Linked DNA regions of Homo sapiens: region 2 is linked to region 1. Evidence: read pairs that join two places in POLR2A ChIA-PET (ENCODE). Cell type or tissue: GM12878. All regions are shown on one strand. Links, peaks and the distances in the headings refer to the core of each region. The heading gives the core; the rest is flanking DNA.

Region 1 (12,596 bases), core at 2,616-10,615:
AAACCATTTTGCCCAGATGAGTTAAGTACTGTATCATCCTTCCAGTCTGTTCTGTGTCATTTTACATAAAGATATACTATATATAATTATTCAAGGGGAAAAGGATGGAATTACTGATAGCAAAATTTTTTTTTAAAAAAAAACAAAAGAACTGCAAACCTCTTGATAACATTTTTCTGGGCAACTTATCACTGGCCTTTTCTTTTTCTGCTTCATCTTTTGAGGGCTTCTCTTCTTTCTCAAATGATTGTGTTAACTGGATCTGAATTTTCTCCTGTTGGAAGGCAAAGTCAATTATTCAATGAAAATACAATACAATTCATTTAATACCACACATTTATATTTTTTGAGTAACACAGAATTGTACAGAGGAAAAAGATTATTTTACCCAACTGGATTCTTCAAACTAAAAAACAACTTAATAATACTTTACTACTTTTATCAAATACTTTATATAAAATGTAAAACTAACGTTCTGAGTTGAATATATCAATTAAAACAAATCCTCAACATTATAGAGAAAATAAATGTTTTCTATTATAGTTTAAGTGCATCAACTTGTAAAATCCCCGGAGGATGAGAACTCAGGTCTTCTTAACTTATTTTTGCAAGGAAGATGCCAAGCAAGAGCATAATTATCATCAATCATGACAATACGAATGTATAAGTGTCAAGTCAATGATTAATAAAAATCAGGTTTCTGAGTATCCATTATAATCACACATTCCTTCATTCTCCTACCATATAAAAATGTTAAGTACAAACATTTCCAAAATCAACGGCACACAGCTTTATTTCCTTTTTGAGATTTATATATCACTGTCAATCCTTCAATCACCACAGTTTTTTAGAAAGATTTCAAACAAAATTGTATCCTTACAGATACGTAATGTTTAATTGTAAAGTAACCACATTCTGTAAGACTGAAAGGAGAATTCATGTTTTATTTTAAAAACAATGCCATTACATGTAATTCCAGAACCCAAAGGGATTACTAGAAATTAATCCACACAGAAAAGGCAAAAATCATGTAGCTCTGTTTACTTAGGTAAAGTTATAAAGAAAGCTATAATAAATTCTACACCAGTTTTACTAAAGATAAAAGTGTAGCCTATTTTTAGACTAAATTATACTGTTGTTCTATAGTCAAGAAAACCATCAATCAGACACGTAGACTTTTTACCCCAATAGGACTGCTACCTGCTATTTTCATCTCTTTTCTTCTTCTTAATTCATCATACCAGTTAAAATTTGTGTTCATAATATAGGGTAAATGATGCACACTGGCAGTTTTTACTAGGATGACAAACACTTGCTTTTTGCACTCTCTGTCTTGTTTACCAAAGACACTGGCAACTTCCTTACACTCATCAACCAGTAAGTAATTTTTCTTATTGTGATTCATTTTCCAACCCACTTTCTTTACGCTTTTCATAACTGTAAAACAGGTATCTAGAAATGAATCCCAGAACTATTTTTCAGAAGTATAATATTTAGAAGTTTTCTTGACTTGTAACTACTATTCTGGTTACTCAAGAGGAACCCAGTGAAATCCAGGCTGGGAGAAAAGATTTCACACTACCTCCTCTTAGATCTTCACTAAAAGGCACTTCCAGTAACTAGCAGATTTCATTTCTAAGCTCTCCTCAAAAAGCCATATATTTTAATTACAGATACTAAACTATTTTATCAAGATGAACTATATTTTTAAAATCTTGTAAGCTTAATGTACTGAGGCCTGTCTTCAGTTGGCCTAGTTTTCAGTAGCAAATAAACAAGATATATTTTAAACACTGAAGTTCTTATACACAAAATCTTCAGACTATAAATAACTGGAATAATAGCTACCTCTCCATAGGAAACTGCAATTCCTTTACTCTTCACTCTGTCAATAACATCTGTTATTGAGGTCACTTCCCTCTCACAAGCTCTCATCAGATACAAGTGACATCTCTCTCTTAATTGCCTCTCAACTTTTTGAATAATGAGTTTTATTCCAGATTAATTCCTCAAAAATCACATTCTGAATCAAGCAAATTAGTTGGAAACTGTGTCTACCATCAAGGATTAGATACTAGTACCTTTCATGAGAAATAATTTATTTTCCAATTTCCACTCAGGTGCAATTTATTTATCTCAAGGCTTGGAAAAAGACTTCCTACTAGAAGAAGTATCTTTTATTCAGAGGATTGTATTCATAGGCAATTATCCAAAAAGAAAAAGCTTATTGTATCTAAGAGAAACTGAGAAAGAATATATTAAGGGAAATAATTGACTTTTGATATAACTTCTTTAGTCATTATCCACATGCCATAACTCATCTTTTTGAACTGTCAACACAAAAAATTATCTATGATCAATAATGTATATATCAATACACAACATATATTCCTGTTATTTTTTCTTCATATAAATTTTCACTAGCCAAATTTAGTACCATAACAGGCTCTCCCTCAAGATTTTTCAAACAGGTAAAATGCACTACAAAAAACAAGGGTCATGGTACAGCTTTTGTTTTTTCAAAAAGTATACGCTTCCTCTGTATTAACAGATTTATGAATGCCTGACCCTTCTTTCCTCAATCTCTTTAGACTGTCATGAAGCTAAGATGGTGTAACATCTGTTTTTTGGTCAACAGAACAAAGAAATGAATTTTCAAAAACATTACACTGCCTACTACTCCATCCCAAACAGGCGTATTCTTTACTCTGACTTGTACAAAATAACTTTTTTTTTTTTTTTTTTTGAGATAAGAGTTTCGCTCTTGTCACCCAGGCTGGAGCGCAATAGCGCAATCTCGGCTCCCTGAAACCTCTGCCTCCTGGGTTCAAGCGATTCTCCTGCCCCAGCCTCCGAAGTAGCTGGGATTACAGGCGTGTGCCACCACACCTGCCTAATTTTTGTATTTTTAGTAGAGATGGGTTTTCACCATGTTGGCCAGGCTGGTCTTGAACTCCTGACCTTAAATGATCCACCTGCCTTGGCCTCCCAAAAGTGCTGGGATTACAGGCGCGAGCCACTGTCCCTGGCCAAAAGAACTTTTTAAAAGTGCTGTTTCAAAAAACAATTTTATTGGTTTTTTTTCAGACTGTATTATATAGCTCTTCAGCTTTATTACAATCATGCAAAAGCCAAAGGTTAATATTTGAAAATATTCTCCAAGCAAGGATTTAGTAAATACTTTGACTGTATTTCTGCTTTTTGCTAGAAAGTCTATTTCATTGCTAAAATGCATCTATTATATCAAATAAATGCATACAGCTATCTCCTATGTAGATACATCAAAAAAAAAAAAAAAAAAAAATCAGCCGGGCGCGGTGGCTCACACTTGTAATCCTAGCACTTTGGGAGGCAGAGGCAGGTGGATCACCTGAGGTCAGGAGTTCGCAACCAGCCTGGCCAACATGGTGAAACCTCGTCCCTACTAAAAATACAAAAAATTAGCCAGGCGTGGTGGCGGGTGCCTATAATTCCAGCTACTCGGCAGGCTGAGGCAGAATGGCTTGAACCTGGGAGGCGGAGGTTGCAGTGGGCTGAGATCACACCATTGCACTCCAGCCCGGTCAACAAGAGTGAAACTCCGTCTCAAAAAAAAAAAAAAAATCATAAATTAATTTTCAGCCCTATGTTTCTGATGCAAAGAAATGTCAAAGCAAACAGATTTTTAAGTACATTTCATTGACAACAATCTATTTCAAAACATTTTCCTTGCATTTTCAAGCAATAAAATGTAGTGCTTTTCAAAAACAGTGCATATTCTAAATATGTGACAACTATCCTAAATATCTGTAATAGGCTTTTGAGGGTATCATGTAAATCAAGGGAAAGTTTAACAATTTTAGTTTGAATCACCAAATGTATAATGATATTTACTTTATAAAAAAGATGTACATGTCATGGATCAGTCATGGCTTCTTAAATAACCACAAAATTGCCCAAATTCCTTGGAAACTGTTTTTTGGGATAAAGGAGCATTTTAAGTTGCTCAAACTCTTATTAAGTACAACTAGCCACTAGGCAAAGTTATCACAAGATAAACATTGGTAAAGGATCCAAAAATATTTATGCATAAATATACAGATGTAACATGAGACAGAGATCAACCCATAGCTGAGATTAACAGAAAAGTAGTCATAGCATTAAAAAGAATGCAAACTAAATGGTTTGCCTAAACCTCACTGTTCTAAATTTTACAAGAATAGATATGTGAGAAATTAGAAATACTAGATAACTATTAAAGAGCCAAGCTAATATGAAAATTGGTTTCACCATGCATTCAGGTTACGTTAAATAACCTATCAAGAAGAAGTCTTGGCTGGTCTCTTTACAAACAAGCATTAAGTATCTGAGAAATTTCTAAAAGGTAAAACTAAAAGGGCAAATTTCACCACAATTATATTCACTGGAAATGCTACCTTAATATATATATATATTTTTTTTTGAGATGGAGTCTCGCTCTGTCGCCCAGGTTGGAGTGCAGTGGTGCGATCTGGGCTCACTGCAAGCTCCGCCTCCTGGGTTCACACCATTTTCCTGCCTCAGCCTCCCGAGTAGCTGGGACTACAGGCGCCCACCACCATGCCCGGCTAATTTTTTTGTATTTTTTTTAGTAGAGATGGGGTTTCACCGTGTTAGCCAGGATGGTCTCGATCTCCTGACCTCGTGATGTGCCCACCTCGGCTTCCCAAAGTGCTGGGATTACAGGCGTGAGCCACTGCACCCGACCAACATTTTTTAACTTTATAAAAATTAATTTATAACTTTCTTAAAGCCACATTCCTAATTAATTACATGATTCCTAAGTTCTTCCAGAAGAGTAATAATTGCTCTAAGCCTTAGATTGAAGCAAAGAGGTTTTCTAACTTTTCATATATCTCTTGGGTGCCAAGTATTATTGAATAAGTTTCATTTAGTCAAAATAAAACAAATATAACAAACACAACTTAAATCATATACAAAAATTCTCCAGTTCCACCATGTCTTGAAATAACATTTGTTTTGCTTTTTTACCTGGTTCTCCTGTGATATCTCTGGTGCAGGGGGTGGTGGAGATTCTTCACACACTGCAAGGCTCCGAACTAGCTTTAACTTTGAGCTTGACTAAAGAGAAGTATTTATAATTAACACTACATTTCAGAAATCTAGGGCATATCCAAAAGCCCCCTAGAAAGAGTTTCTAAGTTTCTTTATAGTTTCTGCCATGTATAACAGTAGATGAAATGTGCAAGTTAAATATATCATTAAACACTACTGAAGGCCTTTGTTAAGAAGGAACACAAACATTTGCAGTTTTGAAAATTATAGCAATAGAAAGAATGGGAATAATTCCAACTTCATATCCCCAAAAATGGTGAGAAAGCGATTTTCTCTACAGATAAAGAACCATCAAGATAAAAAAAGCAATGCACAAAAGCGACTAGGCAAGACAAAAATCCCAAATAAAACAAAATAAGCTTTCTGCCCCCCATAAAATATGGAAGAACTAAACTGAATGTAGTGCTATATGAAAACAAGGATTCATCAAGCATGAAGGAAGGCCCTTGGCATGCCAGCACACCAAAATATTTACTATACCTTAGACCTTTTTCCTGTCTGTCCAAATGACTGCAATGGCCGCTGAATATACAAGAAAGATTTGTATTAAATTTCATACTGAAACAGAAAATTTGCTTCTTAATTCATAGTCCTAAACCACAGAAAAACTAACTGTGCATAAAGTATGAAAAGTGAGGAAATCAAAGTTGGTTTCAGTAAAGGAGTACTGATTCCTCCCAGAAGCACACTTGCAGAAGTTTCTTTAAAATCCTGATAGGTTGGCATTTTTATTATTTTTCTTTCTTAGGCATTTTTCTTTAAATCAGCAAATGGCCACAATTTCTGTGTTAATTGAGTACAATGGAACTTATATGGTGACTTCTTGGTAGTGAAATAAAATATACTTCATTATTTTACAACATATTATAGTTTAGCCAAGGTTAAGGAAAAAGAACACACACAAAAACCAGCAGTTAAAGGTGGATAAACTCAGAAAAGTTCCAAACTTAATGTTTCAAATGCACAGTAAGTCAGAGTCCAACCACAAATCTACTGAGGTGTTTCAACACTGTATAAAGTACACCACCAGTTTATTAGTGATAGAAACCTATTCATCAGGTCTGAGGTGAGGCAATGAAGCAGAAAGGAAGAAAAAAGGGCAGACTTCCAATACGGATGTCCAGCATGACTGACAGGCCGACCATCAGTCACATGATTGGAGAATGCGGTAAGGCAAACTAACTCAAGTTTGTGATACAAGCTTTGGTTTGGGAAACCAGCTGAAGCACCTGTGAACCAGAGCCAGATAGGTTTTAAACACTCCTTTCTTCCAATTTTCCTCCCCAAACCCAACACCAAATAGTACACGGCAAAAGTATCTATCATTTTTACTTCTTAACATGAGGGAGCCAGTCTGGTAACAAACATAAAACAGATACAAAATCCTTAATATCCAGACTAGTATGCTTTACATTAAAAAAAAAAACCCATCATTTTATTTCAAAAAGGCCTTCCTTGTAGAGTCAACAGAAACAAGAGTCTACAGTACCAGTATGTCCTGCTCCCATTTTGAGCCAAAAGTTCTTCAAAATTAAAAAGCACTGTATTCTTGGGATTTTAACCCTAGATTATACAAACTACAGAACAACAAAAGGAAAATAGAAAAAATAAAAGAAAAATGACTTTGTTTCTTATACAGAAGAAAATAGCATGTGTGCGCACACATGAATATGGCAGTGCCACCTAAGAGGTCTTCTGCATGTTGGTATTGTCTTCTGTTTTTACCTACTCTCTAACTTGTTCAAGAGGATTTCTAATTAACTGTAACTCACATCTAACAATAAAAGTAAAATAAATTGTACTACCATCTAGTCTAGGTGGTAGATGCCACCATCTAGGGATTACAGGAAAAAAAAAAGAGAGAGAAAAGCAACAGGTGAATACTATGAAAATGCACATACCTAAATGAGTTCTGAAGAAGCAGAAGGGAAAATAATTTGTGACTTACTCCCAGTCCTCTGCTTTAATCTCTTGTAATTTTAAGTATCACTGGTATAAAATCTTCTATTAAAAATTCTAAAAGGAAAGGGGTCATTAACTGTCAATGTAAATCCTGTATTCATATGCAGAAAAGCTGGACTTAAATTTTTGAATTTGCTTCTTATTAGTGGGTAACCATGGTCAAATTACTTCAGTTTACTTTTATCTGTCTAAAAGTTCATACTACTTGCACTAATTCACAGGATTCTTGAAAGGATTCAGTGAAAGCGTAGCTAACAAAGGGGCTTTGAAAACTCTAAAGTGTGTCATAAATGTAATCGATTATTAAAGGTTAGGAACTGACCATGTCAGAAAACCAATGTGCTGCCTCTGCTTATTAGCAATGAGATTAAGAAAAATTACTTAATCTAACAAATGCTAATTTAAAAAAAAGTCTATAAAATGGGGGTGCTGTATATTGTTCCTATCGTAATGCTTGAGAATATTCATAGACTTACACATGTATTTATCTCACTTTTAATCTACGAGGAGGCTTTGATGAAAATGAGGAAAAGATAAAGGAAGATACAGAGAAGTAAAATTATCTTAATTTGACTTCATTTAACAAACATGTTTTAGGTTCCTGCTGTACACCAGGTACTGTGCTAGGCACTAGAGCTATGAAGATGAATAAGACATAGTTCCTGGTCTTAAAGACCTCACAGTCCAGAATTAGTTACTAAAGTCAAACAGAACCCCATATCTTCAGAATCTTAGTCCAGTGCAATTAATATATTTTAAAAAACTTTATTGTGGATTAAATTCTACCTGAGGTAGACAGAATTCTAAAGATGGCACCCAAGATTCCCATCCACTGGTTATTTAATCAAACACAAATCAAGGTACTGCTAAGAAAGGATTTTGCTTTTTTGTTTTTTGAGACTGAGTCTCACTCTGTCGCCCAGGCTGGAGTGCAGTGGCGTGATATTGGATCACTGCAACTTCCGCCTCCCAGGTTCAAGTAATTCTCCTGCCTCAGCCTCCCAAGTAGCTGGGATTACAGGCGTTTGCCACCATGCCCAGCTAATTTTTGTATTTTTAGTAGAGACAGGGTTTCACTGGGTGGCCAGGATGGTCTCAACCTCCTGACCTCAACTGAGCAGTCCGCCTTGGCCTCCTAAAGTGCTGGAATTACAGGTGTGAACTACCATACCCTGCTGGATTTATGCATTTGTTAACTAAGCTCCAAGCCAAGTGACCTTAAGATACAATTTAAGATTCAGGTGAGTCTGATTCAATCAAGTGAGCCCTATAAAAGCTCAAACATTTCTCTGGTGGGAGCACGGGGGCAAGTCAGAGAGATTTAAAGCGTGAGAAGGACTCGACATATCGTTGATGGCTTTGAAGATAGAGGGGCCATGTAAGGAGGACTATGAGCAGCCTCTCAGAACAGAGTGGCCTTTACTGACAACCAGCCAAAAAACAGGACCTCAGACCTACAGCTTCAACAAACTAAGGTTTGTCAACAACTGGAATAAGCCTTGAAGCAAATTCTTTCCCAAAGCGTTCAGAAAAGGGCCCAGCCTGGCTGACTTTGGCCTCATAGAACCCTAAGCGGACAACACAGTTGGGCCCACTGTGAGCTGATAATGGGTGTTGTCTTTTAAGCCTCTATGTTTGTGGTAATTTTTATGCAGCAATAGAAAACTAATACACTACTATATAAGTAAACCATAAATTGCTAAAGTGGCATTGTTCAATAACATAATTTATTTCGATTTCCTTTCAAACAGCAAATAGAAATTATATGTACTAGAAAATATGCCATACATACATAACAAAGCAGAGAAAACAAGTTGTTTATTAAAGTAAACATTTTATTTCATATTTTTGTAATCTACTTGGCAGCCAGATTTGGCTTTAAGTAGCAATTCCCTCTATTTGATATGTAATTATTTTAAAAGTGGATTTTATTATTTAGAGCACACTTTTCACCCTTAGCAGAATTTCACTGTCACAGCAAAAATTTAGCAGCTTGTTTAATAGACCTGTATTAGTCCAGAGAAATGCTATTTATATTAGAATTTAGAAGGCTTAGGGACAAAGTCCCCAATTTATAATTTACATTGTTTTATACTGAAGTATAAGACAGGAACTAGGCGAAAAAATGGGTGCAGAATATGAAACATCCTTAATAGAATTTCAGTTTGAAATTGATACTAATACGTTGTCAGAGTTACCAGCTACTAGAATTTGGAGAACTGAAAAAAACAGAGCAATCCTTATGAGTTATATATGTATTAGCACAAAAATAACCAATTAAATATCACTCAACTAAGAAAATCTGACATTTAAAAAATAGGAATAATTTTCTCTTTGTAATTAATAATTGTTATGAAGAAAAATTATAATGGTTACACCCTTTCAACCAGACTCAAAACACCTTGAAGAGGTTACGAATTCTCAGTACTTTTCTAGGTAATAGTAAAGATTAGTGGCAATTGTAAGGAAGATAATGAATTAAAATGTTCCATGTCTAGTTAAGGTCAGGGCAGTAAAAATAATGGATGCCAGGATGCTAATTTCTACTGGAATAAATGAAAAATACAAAGTTCTCTGAGGTGGGAGAGCTATTTTAAAAATCAATAAACTAAACACAATCACTAATTTGTTTTTAACATTTAATCTTTCGAGCCATAAAGCACAGAGTTAAATACTCAAAGGCCTAACTCTTAGATTCTAACGAAAAGTATGTGGAGAAAGTCACAAACTATCTGGTTTATAGTTATTCCTTATAATAAATGAAGATACAGGATCATCCCATCCCACTGGTGATGTACATGAAAATTATCCAAAGAAGTACAAACGGTAAGTATGCAAAAGCATTTCTACATCTACAAGATGTAGCCAACATCTTTACGCAGCACAAGAAAGCACCGTGAAAAGTAAATGTGCTTAAAAGAACTACCATATGTGCATATGACCCAAGTTCAGTAGAAAGAGTACCAAATCCTAGAAATAATTATAAAAATATACTATGGAAAATGTATCATAAGTTTTAAAAAGTTGAACTCATTCAATATTAATAAAAAACAATAAAAATACAGCATACAGATACAGAACTTAATAGAATTAAAACTACTGTACTGAAAATGTGGGGAGGTTATGTTAAAATTAAGTTTTACTCTGTTTTATTACTAAAGAAAAAATCTTGCATGACAATAAAGCCACAAATTTTTGAGAAGCCATAGAATCGTGTTATTGCTAATAGTAACAATTATAACATTGTTAATAGCACCTACCATTTGCTAGGCTCTATGTACTAGGTACATTACATATATCTTTTTTTCTCTGAGACAGGGTCTGACTCTGTCACTCAGGCTGGAGTCCAGTGGTGCAATCACAGCTCACTATAGCCTTGACCTCCTGGGCTCAGATGATCCTCCCACCTCAGCCTCCAGAGTAGCCGCCATGCCTAATTGTTTGTGTTTTTTTGTAGAGATGGGGATTTGCCATGTTGCCCCAACTGGTCTCACACTCCTGGACTCAAGCATTCTGCTTGCCTCGGCCTCCCAACGTGCTGGGATTACAGGCGTGAACCACCGTGCGCAGCCATCCTTTTTTTTTTTTTTAAATTTTATTTTTTTTTAAGGGACAGGTCTTACTCTGTTGCCCAGGCTGGAGTGCACTGGTGCAATCCTAACTCACTGCAGCCTTGAACTCTCAAGTCATCCTCCCACCTCAGCCTCCCAAACAACTGTGACTACAGGTATGTACCGTGACGCATGAATAATTTTTTTATTTTTATTTTTGTAGAGACAAAGTCTTCGTGTGTTGTCCAGGCTGGTCTCAAAGTCCTGGGCTCAGGTAAACCTCCTGCCTCGGCATCCCAAAGTGCTGGCAGGAGCCACCACGCTTTGCCACATACATGCTTTTAATCTTTGTTTGACAAACAGGAAATAGCTAAGATTATTATTTGAATGATTTTATATAAAGAGACTTTTATTCAGTCCTTTAAAAAAATACTTCATTTCTTAACAGATTAATGAAATAAGTTAATTGTTTCATCAATACTTTCCAAGCAAATGAGGGAATTTGTTATGTACTGCCTTCATTGTCGAAGAAGCGTGGCATTGTGTTCTGAACTTTTCTGATAGCCTTATTAGATTCATTGCTTTCTTGCCCAAACCTCTTTTAAAGAAATGCACTGGAATTAACTTGAGGGATACAAGACATAAGAGTCTCATCTTGATTATCGAAGGGCTTACTACTGAAACAGAATATACAAAACATGTACTTTAGCCAACTCTGTGTATGGAAAATTGACTCACGTATGTCAGAGCTATTCATTGACTCTGGCACACAAGGCCTAGTTTTTAACAGAAATCAGCTCTCTTATTTTCTCCATGACAAGGGTTACCAACACAATGTGGACTCCCTATCCTATTGTTAATAATAATGTGAGGGAGAGGCATTGTTTGAACTGTTCCCAGATATGTTTTGAATTGTGTGCATATACACATGTATACAGATGAACATCCCTGGACAAACTATTTGTTAAGTACAAAGATACAACTGTAAAAGAATGGGAAAGTTGAGTTTGAACCTTTAATAAGCAGAGCACAGAGTTCTGAATTTTATATTTAAAATAAATGACTGTAAAAATCAACACAAATAATTTACTCTAAGTTTTTTAAATTTTTTTTTTTTAAGACAGGGTCTCACTCTGTCACCCAGGCTGGAGTAGAGTGGCACGGTTTCAGCTCACTGCAACCTCGATCTCCCTGGCTCAAGCAATTCTCCCACCTCAGCCTCTTGAGTAGCTGGGACTACAAGTGCATGCCACCACATCCAGCTAATTTTTTTATTTTTTTTGGTAGAGACAGGGTTTCGCCATGTTGCCCAGGCTGGTCTTGAATTCGAGCTCAAGCGATCCGCTTGCCTTAGCCTTCCTCAAAGTGCTGGGATTACAGTCATGTGCCACCGCACCAGGCTAATTTAGACTAATTGTAATCTGAAAAACCTATCCGCGAAGAAAATCAAACAATGGAAACCCATCGGTGAGTTATACACAGGAAATCAAAGCAAATACTCCCCACCATCCAATTAACCCATGTTAAAGATTAGGGATACTCATAGTCTAACAAAATACATTTTTCTGGATTTAGAAACCTGGCATCCACCACCCCAACCTTCCAAATGTTTCATAAAAATATAAAGTCCGAAATGTACCTCTACATTCTCAACAGGAACAGTGTGTGGCAGCAGAAAAATTCCTAACCAAAAACCTGTCAGATAATTATTTGAGACCATAATCAACAATTCAGAACAACTCCAAGGCAATTATGTGGGACAGTTAACTTCCTGACGTTAATGCACACAGGTTTCTTGAATTAGCTCTGAAGTATTAAGAAATTTTTATGAAAGTAATCCTAAAATTTCTATAAAATATTACAGTCCAAAACAAAACCCTGAATAAGAAACACAACATTTTTTAAAAGTGGAAAGAGAAAACTAGTGAAAGTAGAAAGAAAACACAAGTAGAATTATTTATAAATTAAATGGTCAAAGAGCTCTCTGAG
Region 2 (8,473 bases), core at 474-8,473, 87 kb before region 1:
TCTATACTAAGAAAAATTCTTCTGCCTTGGGATCCTGTTGATCTATGACCTTACCCCCAACCCTGTGCTCTCTGAAACATGTGCTGTGTCCACTCAGGGTTAAATGGATTAAGGGCGGTGCAAGATGTGCTTTGCTAAACAGATGCTTGAAGGCAGCAGGCTCGTTAAGAGTCATCACCACTCCCTAATCTCAAGTACCCAGGGACACAAACACTGCGTAAGGCCGCAGGGTCCTCTGCCTAGGAAAACCAGAGACCTTTGTTCACTTGTTTATCTGCTGACCTTCCCTCCACTACTGTCCTATGACCCTGCCAAATCCCCCTCTGCGAGAAACACCCAAGAATGTTCAAAAAAAACAAAAACAAAAACAAAAACAAAAACAAAACTATGGATATGTAAACTAAAAAAAAAAATCAAAATATCCACTTTCAACTGTATTAAGGCCACTGCAATAAAAATTATTACCAATATTTTTTTCCTGTTTAGGAGCTGCCTCTTCTCTACGTAAGGTAGAGCCAGACAAACTGCTGTGAAATGCTTCTACAAGATCACTGGAGATTGATGAAAGACATTATAGGATATCCCACAGGTTTCTTCTGAGTTTTTTTTTTTTTTTTTCGAGATGGAGTCTCCCTTTGTCACCCAGGCTGGAGTGCAGTGGCGCAATCTTGGCTCACTGCAAGCTCCGCCTCCCGGGTTCATACCATTCTCCTGCCTCAGCCTCTCGAGTAGCTGGGACTACAGGTGCCCGCCACCACGCCCGGCTAATTTTTTGTATTTTTAGTAGAGACGGGGTTTCACCATGTTAGCCAGGATGGTCTCGATCTCCTGACCTCGTGATCCGCCAGCCTTGGCCTCCCAAAGTGCTGGGATTGCAGGCGTGAGCCACTGTGCCCGGTCCTTCTTCTGAGTTTTTTTACAGTGCTCATCTTATTCCTTTAACATTATAGGGTAATTCAGAGAAATTCCCCTTCTCTCCAGTTAATTAGTTATTCATTCTTACCATGTTTTGGAATTGAAGCCATGATAAAAAAAATGACAAATATAATGTATTTTTAAAGTTAGAAACTTACTTTATCAAAGTGTGATTTTATTTATTTATTTATTTTAAACAGACAAGGTCTCACTCTATTCCTCAGGCTGGAATGCAGTGGTGTTATCATAGGTTACTGAAGCACTGAACACTTGGGCTCAAGTGATCCTCCTGCCTCAGCCTCCCGAGTAGCTAACTACAAGCGCCCACCACTGCTTAATATCAAGCAATATCAATGCTTGATATTAAGATATATTCACTAGATCTTGCAAATTCAAGTGACAGTACATTGCTATTTTAATGCCTTTGACATTTAATACCTGACCTAGGGCAAAGCACCATGTATTTGGGTGTCAGAAGGGAGCACAGGGCTGTGTTCCAACTCTACTTGTTATTCGTTATATGAGTCTGAACATGTTATTTGAACTTCAGCTCTTTCATCAACAAACATGCCATTAGCACTTAAACATGCAATTAGCACTTGCCTTACCAAACTATGATGAAAGATTTGGCCAAATAATTCAAAGTGTAAACAGCCAAACATAAAAATGTACAACTTCATTAATAATCACAGAGCCAAATTAATACATGTTGCCATTTATGAAATGTGAAAACAGTAAAGCGGAGTCAGTACATATTGGGACTGTGAATCAAAGATTTTGGCAAAATGTACCATGGACCTTAATAACAGTCACATCCTTTAACCTACTAATTCCCTTCTAAGGACTCATGCCAAGGGAGTAATTAAAATTGCTTACAAGATGGTTCAATAAAGTAAAAAGATACGACCTAAATGTTCTGCAATAGGGTAAATATATTATTGTATATTCATAAAATGTAAGAGTATGATCATTAAATTATATTAATGAATTTTTAATAGGATGAAAAAATTTTTACTATGACCAATAAGTGAAATATATACAGTAAGATTTCAGCTACATTAAAACTCTGTAAGAGGCTGGGTGTGGTGGCTCATGCCTGTAATCCTAGCATCTGGGGAGGCCGGGGAGGACGGCTCACTTGAGGTCAGGAGTTTGAGACTAGCCTGAAACCCTATCTCTGCTAAAAATACAAAAACTAGCTGGGTGTGGTGGTGCATGACTGTAATCCCAGCTACTTGGGAGGCTGAGGCAGAAGAATCACTTGAACCCGGGAGGCAGAGGTTGCAGTGAGCCGAGATGGCACCACTGCAGTCTGGCCTGGGCGAAAGAGACTCTGTCTCAAAAAAAAAAAAAAAGCATGCATGCATTTTGTAATTATAAACAATACTTTAAAATGCTTTTTGAAAACTGAAAAGTTTAGCTTTTAAATGTTATAGTAGAAAGTTAATTTCAATGAAACAATTTGAATCTGCTTCAGAAAACTTCAGCAGATGTCAGAGTATGGCCATTTGAAGATGTTTATGCTGATATTCTGCAATATAAACCTTCAGTTCAGCCGGGTGTGGCGGCTCATGCCTGTAATCCCAGCACTCTGGGAGGCTGAGGCAGGCGGATCACTTGAGGTCAAGAGTTCGAGACCAGCCTGGTCAGCATGGTGAAACCCATTTCTACTAAAAATACAAAAATTAGCTGGGCGTGGTGGTGGGTGCCTGTAATCCCAGTTATTCAGGAGGCTGAGGCAGGAGAACTGCTTGAGCCTAGGAGGCGGAGGTTGCAGTGAGCTGAGATCACACCACTGCACTCCAGCCTGGGCAACAGAGCAAGACTCTGTCTCTAAATAAATAAATAAATGAATAAATAACCAATTCATTTGCAGGTCAGATGCTCAACTAGGCTTGTAGTCTCTGGAAGAAAACACCAACTTTCTGCCTCATAAGCTTTCTCAAAGTCATAGTAATTTCCATTTTATATATATTTTTTGTGGTGAGGGTATATATACCTAGTATAATATAAACTTTCAATTAATCAGAATTTGACTATATGCTCAATTAATGAAAATAAATGTCAAAATCTTTAATGTGTCATTTTTTGGGTTTTCCTTTAAATGCTAATAGCTGATTTATCTGGGCTTTCTGGTTAAATGCTCATATTTATAAAAGCATTAATTTATAGCTCATCTATTCCCTAATGTGAGCCATTAAAAAAAAACTGAATTTGACTAAAAAATGAAGTATTAAAAAAAGGGAGTGGGGACGCCTGCCCTAAGATTGTTGCTTTCATAGAGCATTGAATGTAGCTTTGTGTTTCTTGGCAGCTAAGATAAAATGGTGAGCCCAGGGATTATATAACTGCCAGGATGATAAGGAAAGCAAGCAGTTAGGCCACTGGCAGGTGCTGGATTGCAGAATATCATAATTGTATTCTAAAATAAATTTACAGCATGCAGTTAATTATAGAGAAATCCAGCCTTCCAGTATCACATATAAAACATACTTCATGTTTTACTAGGAAACTTAGAAGCTGGGCTGGAAATCTTGCCCAAAGAGGATTATTTCCCATTTAATAAATAGGTAGGATGCAGAAGTACCTGCAAGAAGGGCTAATATATTCCTTAAAAAGGAGCTCTGAACTTTTTAAGTACTTAAACAAGTATTTGCATGAAACCTAAAAAAGAGTCTACATTATATATTTAATGGAAAAGATGCCTTCGGCTTGAGAAATTGGAGGGTAGGTATCATAAACACAATTCACCACAAAGATGTCTCTGATGCTCCTGGAGAATGACTGATCTTGAGATGGGGCATATTCTGACCAGCGCATTAGGATGAACCAGCCATCATCAAGCAGCGTATTAGCAGATCTGTTAGAGACAGCACTTTAGTGGGTCAATGAAGTGATAGAAAACACCTGCTAAACAATAATTTCAGTTTTAGTATAGTTGATTCTATGCTGCTCTCTTTTGCCACCTCTTAAGTCTGTTCCTAGACTGAGATCTCTTTACTCTATATGTTTTTCTTTTTTTTGAGTCAGGAGTCCTGCTCTGTCACCTAGGCTGGAGTGCGATCTCGGCTCGCTGCAACCTCCACCTCCCAAGTTCAAGTGATTCTCTTTCCTCAGCCTCCCGAGTAGCTGGGATTACAGGCACACATCACCATGCCTGATATTTTTTTTTTTTTTTTTTTTGAGACGGAGTCTTGCTCTGTCGCCCAGGCTGGAGTGCAGTGTCATGACCTCGGCTTACTGCAAGCTCTGCCCTCCTGGGTTCACGCCATTTTCCTGCTGTAGCTGGGACTACAGGTGCCTGCCACCATGCCCGGCTAATTTTTTTGTATTTTTAGTAGAGATGGGGTTTCATCGTGTTAGCCAGGATGGTCTCGATCTCCTGACCTTGTGATCCGCCAGCCTTGGCCTTCCAAAGTGCTGGGATTACAGGTGTGAGCCACCACACCCGGCCATTTTTTTGTATTTTTTAGTACAGACGGGGTTTTGCCATGTTGGCCAGGCTGGTCTCAAAACTCCTGACCTCAGGTCATCTAACCACCTTGGCCTCCAAAAATGCTGGGATTACCAGCATGAGCCACTGCGCCCAGCCTTTTTTTTTTTTTTTTTTTTTTTCCCCCTGAGACAACGTCTTGCTCTGTCGCCCAGGGTGGAGTGCAGTGGTGCAATCATAGCTCACTGCAATCTCAAACTCCTGGCTCAAGCCACTGTATGTACATACCACATTTTCTTTATCCACCTGTTGATAGACACTTGAGTTGCTTCCACCTCAGGGTTTCTTTCTGAGGGTGATGAAAATGTTTTAAAATTGACCACGGTGATGGTTGCACACATTTGGAAATACACTAAAAGCTACTGAAATGTACATGTTAAGTGAATTGTATAGTATATAAATTATATCTCAATAGAGCTGTTTAAAAACAAGATAAATAAGCACATGGCAGAATGAATAAAAATGGTGCACACAGTAGTCACCCCTTATCTGTGGTTTTGCTTTCCTTGGTTTCAGTTACCCTCAGTCAACCATGGTCCAAAAGTATTAAAAATGCCAGAAATAAACACTTTATAAGTTTTAAATTGCATGTCATTATGAGTAGCATGAAGAAATCTCATGGTGTGCTGCCCAAGATGTGAATCATCCCTTTGCCCAGCATATCCATGCTGCCTGTTAGTCATGGACACTCTTTGCTCCTGACATTTAGCTATCAACACTGTCACGACTTGATGATCTAGATCACCTGAATCAAATGATCCTCCTCCTGACATCCTGTTGGAGAGTCAACAGTAGCCAAACATTATGTCACAACGCCTACAATCATTCACCTCACCTCACTTCATCTCATCACATATGCATTTCATCATCTCACATCACCACAAGGATGAGTACATTTATATGTATGCATGTGTATATATTTACTTTATTATTATTTTTTGGAGATAGGGTCTTGCTCTGTGACCCAGGAGTGCAGTGTTAAGATTGTAGCTCACTGTAACCTTGAACTCCGGGGTGCAAGTGATCCTATCAGGTCAGTCTCCCAAGTAGCTAGGACTACAGGTGTGCACCACTGCACCTGGCTAATTTTTATAGTTTTTTTTTTTTTTTTTTTTTGGTAGAGATGAGGTCTTGTTATGTTGCCCAAGGCTGCTCTCAAACTACTGGCCTCAAGCGATTCTCCCATCTCTGTGTCCCAAAGTGTTGGGATCACAGGCGTGAGCCACTGTGCCAGGCCAATGTACAATATTTTGAGAGACCACATTCCTGTAACTTTTCTTACAGTATATTGTTATCATTGTTCTATCATTAGTTATTAATCTATCACTGTGCCTAATTTATAAATTAAAACTTTATCGGAGGCATGTATGTATAGGAAAAAACATAGTACATACAGGGTTCAATTCCATGGTTTCAGGCATTCACTGGGAGATCCTGGAACATATACCCTCTGGATAAGGGGGACTACTGTACATGAAAAGTATTTACAAAATCCTGTTGTATGAAATCACCCACAAAAGGTCGAGACTTAGGAAAATTAATAGCATGGGAAATTCCACATGAAAATAAACTGCCATCATGTGTCTTTTCTCTTTATGTTTTTGTAAATATTTCATGGCTGCTATTTCAAATTATTTTTTAGATGGGAGAATAGGAACAAGTGTATTCTTCTCAAGCAATAATTGATTCATTTGAAAAGCAAGTCATACATCTACTACAGCTTTTAGTGACTACTAGAAGCGATGTCTTTGAAAATTTATGAACAGTTGTCAAGGTGTGTTAAGTCATTTGGTTTTCTGCCTTTTTAAACCACCCTACATCTTATTGTCAATGGCAGTTAAGCAAGCTTCCTGAACTTAATAATATTACTTAATAGACATGTGCTCTATTCACTTAAAATGCTGTAAGTCATCAATAAAATCCATTTGTGAACTATAGCAGCCTGAATATCAAACATTTATTCTTCTGAATTGAAGATACTGGAGCAATTAACACAGAACAAACACCTTTAAAACTCACTGGTCCCACTATCTGAGAAACGGTCTGTGACAACTAAGTAAATCTCACTATGACTTAAGCTAAACTTAATCAGCCTAGCAGAAAAATAAATGGAGAAGAAAATTTAAACTATTCAAAGGTTACCAGGTTACTCCATGTTTTTTTTTTTGCATCTTTTTATTTGGATTCTTATGTTAATAATAGCACTGTTATAATTTGTTTAGCCACAATTTAAATTCTGGGGTGGATTATCTTTGTGATAAAATTTTAGAGGTAGAATTTAAAAGTACAGCAATTTTGCATTTTGTTAAATATCCCGACTGATTTATAGAAAAATGGGCTTGATATGCCTAGCAACCAGTAATGTTTAAACGTCTCTATGCACAGTATTGCTAACTATATGTTTTAGCCTACTTTTTGTGTTCAAGTTGCCTTAATTCTCATTTTTTGGATTGCTGGTAAGACAACATTTTCCCATGTGAAAACTTACTATCAGTTTTCTTCGAGTAACAATTTATCTCTATGGATTATTTACTTGTAGTCTCACTGTTACCATCTTAGAACATAGAGAAGTGATAAAAATGTTCTATATAATAAGCTTTTATTAGGCATACTTGTCACATTTCCCCTGTATCTTGCTTCTTTCCTTTGAATATTAGTCTTAATATAGCTGTAATGGATTTCTACATTTACAAAACTTTAGAACATTCTTCTACTCTGATAATGTACTTGATATCTTGACTAATTCACTGAGAAAAGCAAAGCAATCAGAAGAGAATTTCTCTTGCTGCCATATCTATCCATCTACCCATATCTGTATCCTTATACTCTCCTTGTCCTCGTTTACTGCCCATGAAATCCTCTGCACTGTTATCTAAGGCTAACCCGCTTCCATTTTTGTGGTGGCTCTCACCCTCCCTGGGGACCTTACAACTCTCTCTCTTGTCCCTTGCAGAGGCAAATCTTCTGTATCTACTAAGCCTTTCCCTTCAGCATACAAACACATGCATCTATCTTTCAATCAAAAAAGGATCCTCTGTCTTGACTTCATCCTCTCCATATACGAATCCAATTCAACGCTTATCCTTATGAAAGCAATTCTCTTCAAAGGCTGTCTCTATTTATTGTCTTCAATTCCTCTCCTCCCATTCTGTTAGCTTTTTTTCTCCTAAAGTCTTCTATATATTTAGGCCTCTCTTCGAATGATTTTGCTATTTTTTGGGGTTTGGAATATCTAATCTATCTATCTATCTATCTATCTATCTAATCTATCTAATCAATCTATCTTATCTATCTTATCTATCTATCTATCTATCTATCTATCTATCTATCTATCTATCTATCTATCTATCTATCTATCTGAGTGTAATATTGTTTGGATGTGTGTCTCCACCTAAATCTCATTCACAATGTAATCCCCAACGCTGGAGGTGGGGCCTGCTGGGAGGTGACTGGATCATGGAGGTGGTTTCTAATGGTTTAGCACCATTCCCCCTTGGTACTGTACAGTGAGTTCTCATGAGATCTGGTTCTTTAAAAAGTGTGTGGTGCTCCCCCCACTCTTCTCTTCCTCGGGCTCCAGCCATGTAAGACGTGCCTGCTTCCCTCTTGCCTTCTGCCATAATTGAAGTTTCCCGAGGCCTCCCTAGAAGCCACTATGCTTCCTATGCAGCCTGCGGAGCTGTGAGCCAATTAAACCTCTTTTCTTTATAGATTACTCAGTCTCAGGCATTTCTTTATAGCAATGCGAGAACAGACGAATATAGAGTGCTTAGAAATATATTACAGTTTAAATTAAGTATAATAACAAAATAATTATCTATGTAACTTCATTCAGATTGGGAAACAGAACATTGCTAGTATCTTAGAAGCATCCCTGCCTTGGCTGGGTGCGGTGGCTCATGCCTGTAATCCCAGCACTTTGGGAGGCTGAGGAGGGCGGATCACGAGGTCAGGAGATTGAGACCATCCTGGCTAATATGGTGAAACCCCGTCTCTACTAAAAATACAAAAAATTAGCTGGGCGTGGTGGTGGGTGCCTGTAGTCCCAGCTAGTCGGGAGGCTGA

The links. ChIA-PET counts read pairs that join two places held together with the same protein. Peaks named below come from ENCODE experiments on the same cell type or tissue, not always from the same donor. Only the 100,000 strongest peaks of a DNase experiment are listed, where the experiment ranks them.
Region 2: POLR2A ChIA-PET joins it to region 1 with 7 read pairs; 2 of 35 experiments call an interaction of 5 or more read pairs at or near these places.

The regions. Positions count from the first base shown.
Region 1 is chr2:135,609,172-135,621,767 of GRCh38, reverse strand. It overlaps R3HDM1 (R3H domain containing 1), which reads right to left. Exons shown (of 27, transcript NM_001378107.1): 4 at 5,575-5,616; 5 at 5,011-5,100; 6 at 160-274. Among named protein-coding and RNA genes, the nearest start is that of MIR128-1, 50 kb to the left of the region's middle. In GM12878, for the core only: no CTCF peak of the experiment used is centred there; a DNase peak (open chromatin) is centred at 6,187.
Region 2 is chr2:135,698,275-135,706,747 of GRCh38, reverse strand. All of the region lies in intron 21 of R3HDM1 (R3H domain containing 1), which reads right to left. Among named protein-coding and RNA genes, the nearest start is that of MIR128-1, 37 kb to the right of the region's middle. In GM12878, for the core only: no CTCF peak of the experiment used is centred there; no DNase peak of the experiment used is centred there.